2 separate regions of the Homo sapiens genome follow, and region 2 is linked to region 1. A link is an interaction called in ENCODE POLR2A ChIA-PET data of the cell type or tissue named here. Cell type or tissue: IMR-90. All regions are shown on one strand. Links, peaks and the distances in the headings refer to the core of each region. The heading gives the core; the rest is flanking DNA. Region 1 overlaps PPARD (peroxisome proliferator activated receptor delta). Region 2 overlaps DEF6 (DEF6 guanine nucleotide exchange factor).

The links. ChIA-PET counts read pairs that join two places held together with the same protein. Peaks named below come from ENCODE experiments on the same cell type or tissue, not always from the same donor. Only the 100,000 strongest peaks of a DNase experiment are listed, where the experiment ranks them.
Region 2: POLR2A ChIA-PET joins it to region 1 with 10 read pairs; 6 of 35 experiments call an interaction of 5 or more read pairs at or near these places.

What each region holds. Positions count from the first base shown.
Region 1 is chr6:35,426,727-35,429,627 of GRCh38, reverse strand. It overlaps PPARD (peroxisome proliferator activated receptor delta), which reads right to left. Exons shown (of 8, transcript NM_006238.5): 8 at 1,450-2,901. Among named protein-coding and RNA genes, the nearest start is that of FANCE, 24 kb to the left of the region's middle. In IMR-90, for the core only: a CTCF peak has its summit at 890; a DNase peak (open chromatin) is centred at 1,437; H3K27ac peaks cover 2,310 bases.
Region 2 is chr6:35,316,990-35,319,890 of GRCh38, reverse strand. It overlaps DEF6 (DEF6 guanine nucleotide exchange factor), which reads right to left. Exons shown (of 11, transcript NM_022047.4): 6 at 1,892-2,000; 7 at 1,420-1,718; 8 at 201-367; 9 at 1-72. Among named protein-coding and RNA genes, the nearest start is that of DEF6, 21 kb to the right of the region's middle. In IMR-90, for the core only: a CTCF peak has its summit at 1,526; a DNase peak (open chromatin) is centred at 1,430; H3K4me3 peaks cover 1,077 bases; H3K27me3 peaks cover 316 bases.

The sequences.
Region 1 (2,901 bases), core at 148-2,647:
TTTTGTCTAAATGCTAATTTTTCCTTATAGTTCCAAGGAACAAGCATTCTGTTTCTGAATAAACATTTTACTTATAACACCAAGTAAACCAGAGGATTCCATTATAAAAAAGGCTACCAATTTCAGAGATGCCCTGGTTCCAAGCACCCCTTTTTTTCTTCCTTCTCCTCTTTTCCTCCTGTTCCCCTGGGGCTGTCACTCTCTGGACTGAGATGAACCATATGGGACCTGACAATTCAGATTGCTCTGCCAAGATGACCAGCAAAGAAAGAAAACAAGGAGGCAAGTGCTGTAGTGACCATCCCTTAGCTGTGGGCCTCTGGGATCCCTCACACTGGGGCTGGTGCCTGTACGCTGTGCTAGTTGTTTGCCTGCAGACGCTTGGTTCAGTTCCCACCCTTCCACATGCTCCTCTATGCTGCAAGGGCTGGAAGTCTACAAACTCCATTTCCTAGACTACCATGCATTTTTTTCCCCCAATGGGAGGTAAAAGCAACAGACTGGAAGATAGGCAGAAGGAAGAATCCTTTGCTTCCCCAACCCCAAACTCTGACAGCACTTCTGGCAGAAGCAGCTGAGACCAGGCTATGAGTTATGGGGCTACAGCACTCAAGCAGTGAGGTTCCAGGGGCAGCAGTGGTGGTGGCCTCGGGCACTCTGGTGGCCCCATATGTACCATCTGCGTGAACTCAGGCACCAGCAGTCTGGTTCTACAGTCAAATCAACTGGTGACTTCAGGCTCCTGGGTCGCCGCAGTGTCAGTGTGTGTTGTAGCAACGGTGGGCCCTGAATACCATTTTCCCATTCAGCCCTGGAGGTGAGAATGGCTTCCTGCAGTTAGTCATCTCTGGATGACTCCTATTTCCCCCTATTGATCTTTCAGTACTTCCAATACTTTTGTAACAACTCCCTGCAGTACATTCCCCATTTGGAAATATTTAGCTGTAGTTTTTTCCTGACTAAACACATACTCTGTTACACACCCTGACCTGGCCTCACACTGCAAACAAACCCATGGCTGCCGGGGGCTGGGCTCGACTGGACCGCTGGGGAGATGGCACTCAGGAAAGACAGGAGAGAGCTGGGTGGCAGCAAAGGAGAGGAAAGCCGTGATCTCTTGTGGTGATGAAAAACTGGCTTTGATCTATTGAGTCCTGCATCCGCCTCCTCCAGGGGCCTTCCCCTTCCCCAGACCCCAAGTGCTCCACCAGGTGAGGCCAGGGCACCACAAGTCCTTTGTCCCCTCACACCCCAAATTCTCTCTGCAGGGCGGAAATGGCATAGTCGTCCACCTGACTGACAAGCGGTGAGCAAAGCGAGGTGGAGGCAGGGGAGGGTTTTGGAGCCCAAAGCCTCCTTTGCCCTCCAGTACTGGATGTGGAGGAGGCGTGGAGCCCTGTAAGCCCCAGGAAAAACATGCAAGTAACTGAGTCAGCTTCCAGTCAGCTCTTAAATATTTAATTCCCATTTATTTAAAGTTTCGTCAGTCTGTGTACACTATTTATATTAAAAACACAGGAAGCTGGGGCTCCTAGCAAAAATATACATTTCAATTTTGGAGATTGTTCAGACACTGAGAAGAGCTGTATCCTCAGCACCAGACCCGGGTCGGGGCAGGGACGCGGCATGTGGCCGGGGAGGGGGAGGTGGGTCCCAGCAGCTGTCCCTTCATAGCCTTGGCCTGAAAGGAAGCACCCCAACCCCCATCAGCTGGGTAGGTGGGGAGCGGGAAGAATCCTGCCAGCAGAGAGTGATCCTGGGGCATGGAAGGGAGGCTGCAGCGCCCGTAGGGGCAGGGGCTGGGCACTTCCACCCAGAGTCACACACAGAATGGCTCCTTGGGAGGGAGGACCAGGCAGGACCCAGGAAGCCTGGGCTTGAACCCCAGTTCTCCTACCTCTGTGCTCTGAGACTCCAGCCAGCCCCTTGCCCCTGCAGGCCTGGAGGGCTCTGCGCCGCTCAGACATGGCATGCCCAGCTGTGCTTTGGCCCTGCTCTGAGGTGAGCGCACCTCAACCTGGGAGCAGGGGAGGGCAGGGACCAGCGGTGTGGGACTGGTCCCACAAGGTCCCCGGACACTAGAGGCTGTGCAGGGAGACTTCTAGGTGGCCAGCTGGGCTGAGTAAAGGGGAAGGGGAGGGCAGTAGAGCTATTGGGACAAATGGACATCAGAATGAACAGGCTCAGTTTATCCCGGGAAGCTCCCACTGGGAGCAGGTGCTGGGCTGACCCACCAGGACCTGCAGGACCCCTGCCTCCCCGGAGACCTGGCCCAGCCCTGCCTGCTCACCTGCAGGCCCCTCTCTCTGGGTTCTCACCTGCCTCAGGGAGGGAAGGGAGGTGCATGGAGCCTGCAGGTAAAGTGATTTCAGTGCTTATGTGTGTGTGCTGGAGGGGCAGCTTCAGGGGGAGTGGGGCCTGAACTCCCGTGGAGCCAGCTAGAGAAAGGAGCAGGGGGATGTGAGGCCAGGCCCTGGCCCTGGATGCTGACACAATGTGGGCGGCTGCTACTGGGCAGGGGGGCAGTGGGAGTGCTGGCGGAAGGCCTGCCCCGAGCTCTCCCTGGCCTGACCCCAGGACTCAGACCCCGAGTCCTAGGGGCAGAATTGGGTGTGCTGCTTCCTCCAACCACCAATCCCCCCTCCTTCTCTTGAGACTTGCTCCTCTTCAGTGAGGTGGGGGCCCACCTGGAGGGAACCCTGCCTACTTCCAAGCTGGGAGAGTGCCGTCCAGCGGCCAGTGCAGGGGGCCATCAGCAACATTGGCCTGGCAAACCAGTGTGAAGATGGAAGGACACTGGGTGTCAGTGGGGCTGAGGTGTGCTGCTGGAGCAGGATCAGTTGGGTCAGTGGGTGGCCTCAGCATCGGAGGGGCAATGACAGTCTTGGGGAGGCATCTGGC
Region 2 (2,901 bases), core at 265-2,764, 110 kb after region 1:
TCGATGTAGCGCTCCTGCTCCTCCTTCAGCTGCATCAACTGCTTCAGCTTCTCTTCCTCCTCTTCCAGCAGTCTGCCGGGTGAGTGTGTACTGTGTAGCCTCTAGTGCCAAGGCACCTTGCAGGTGCACAGCAAGCAGGAAAACTGGGGTGTGTTCCAGGAGGGGTGGTGAGAGAACCAGAAGAGGTTCCTCAGGCCTACCTGGTCTGAGCGATTCGCACAGATTCTTCATCTCGCCGAGCTTTCACCTCTAGTTGCAGGGCCTCCTGCAACCGCTGCTGCATCTCCTCCAGCTCCTTGATGCGCTGCCGCTGCCGGGCAGCCTCCTCCTCCTTCAGCTCCATCTCAGCCTGCATGGAGGCCCGGGCCTGTGGAGGGGGGAGGTGGTGGACCAAGAGCCAGGTCAAAAGGGGCACGTGGGGGCGGAGGAGGAGGGGGTGGGCATGTTGCTAAGCTGCCTAGGGGTGAGGGTCTGGGGAACTCCTTCATGTTGGGGTTTCCTGATCTGACCCCTTTCTGAGAGCCTGACTGGAACAGATAATGGTCGGTGAACAGATGCCACGTGGGGGAAACGGGCTCAAGTTATTTCCTTCCTAGTACCAACCTTAATCATAATTATATAACATGTAATTAAACAACATTATATAATTAAATAAGATATAAAAATATGGTCATCTCCTTCCTAGCACTAACTTAATAATTATTATAATATATAATAATATGTTATAATCATGGCTGATGCTAGGAAGGATGTGACTATAACTACAATTATTACAACAAAAAGTTACTGGACACTACAAGTGTTTCCTCATTTAATCCTCACCGTACCTCTGTGAGCAAAGTTCTATTAGCATTAGCATTTTACTGATAAGGCTCAGTAAAATGAACTTGCCTGGGATCACGGGGCTCGTAAGAAGCAGAGCTAGGATTGAATCTACGTGTTTCTGACTCCAGATCCAGGTTTCTTAAATCCTAAATCTAATTGCCTCTGCACACCTAGTCCGCCTCCATACGCGTCCCGCTTGCCTCTCAAACTGGTTTCACTGTAAACTTAGTTCAAGTCTAGTCCAAACTTGGTCCAGTCTAATCCCCAATCACACGGTCTTCAACGGCTCCTTCTGCCCAAGCCCCAACCCACAGCCAAGGTCTCCGAACCAGGCCCCATCCATCCACGGGCTCGGACCTCGCCCCACACCCCTTTCCTAGCCCCAGGTTCTGTCCCTGGCGGAAGCCCCATCCCAAATCTCTTTTTCAAACCCGCGGACTCTGTCCCAACAATCCCTCATTTCAAGCTCCACCCCAGTGCACGCCCCTCAACCCAGGAGCTCCGCCCTCTGCCCAGGCCCCGCCCCCGGCGCTCCGCCCCTGGCCAGCCTCCCAGCCCACCGGTCCCGTCCCCGGCGCCGGGAGCTAACCCCACCTGCTCCGCCTCGCGCAGTTGGCCCTCGAGCGCCTGCTGCAGCTCGCGGTGCTGGCTGCGGCGCCGTTCCTCCTCCTCCTGCAGCAGCCGCTCGGCCTGCCGCTGCGCCTCCTGCAGCAGCTCCAGCTCCTGCAGCTTCCGCTCCTTCTCCTCCTGCAGCTGCTGCAGCCGCAGCAGCTCCTCTTCCTTGGCCGCCCGGCGCCGCTCCCGCTGCTCCCGCTGCTCGCGCCGTTTCTGCTTCAGGTCCTTGTGTAGGGACGTCTTCCCCTCGGCCTGCAGCCGGATCGCCATCTGGATGGCTGCCGAAGAGCGGGAGCGGGTCAGTAGGATCCTCGCACACGGCCCGAAAGGGGCCTTAGGAGTTTCCCGAGTCCACTCTCCAACCTCCCGCTGGACAAAGTATTATCACCCCCTTTTCACAGATGAGGCGCCTAAGGACCACCCAGACCCAAGCCACCTAGCGAGCACTCACCAGCTGTCCACTCCTGGCGCTGGCGCGTGTCTGAGGCGCTCATCTCATACGTGCGGTTGGCTGTCTTCACACAGAACATGCAGCGCTTTCCGTCGCGGTCTGGCAGCACCTGGCACAGGGTAGGTGGCCGCAGCCAGGCTGGCCTCACTGGGTCAGGGCCCCACCTGCCCCAAGGGTGCTCCAGCTCAAGCCCCTAGCCCTCCTGGCTATCTTCCCTGGGGACCCCACTCTGCCAGGAGCCTGCATGGCTTGCATCATAAGTTATGGGGGACTTAAGTCCCCACAACTCTGTAGCCTTTGCTCTTTGAAGGCTAGGTGGGTGCGTTTCCATCTTGCTATTATTCCACGGGGCCCAGTACATAATCGCCACTCAGTGTTTATGCAGATCACGCTTGAACACTGCCAGTAACAGGGTCCTCACTATCCATGACAACTCACTTCCACATAGCCCTGCTTGTTAAGAGTTCATTCATTCATTCCGCAGATGTTTTTGGAGTGCCTACTGAGTGCCACTCACTGCTCCAGGGGTTGGGATACTAAGGTGTGCCTAACAGACCAAATCTCTGCCTCCATTAAGTTTACATTCTGTGGAAAATAATAGCTACCACATTCTAGAGTCTGTACTAGTATTTTATATGCATCATTATCTTCACTCCACCTATACAGCTTTGCCAGGCAGGCATTATTAGCTCCACTTTACAGAGAAAGAAACTGAGGCACTAAGAGCTCCAGGATTGTCCACCTCACACTGTTAGTCTGTTAGTGATGAGGCTTGGACTTCTGCGTAGATCCGTGCTCCTTTCCACAGTAACACCTTATGTGACAAAATTAGACAGATCCTAGGATGGCTATGATAATTTTTTAAAAGGAAAAACAACTGTTGGTAAGGAAATGGAGAAACTGAGATCCTCACACACTGTTAGGGATATTATCCAGCCTTAAAAAGGAATGAAATTCTGATATATTTGACAACATAGATGAAGCCTGAAAACATTTCTAAGTAAAAGAAA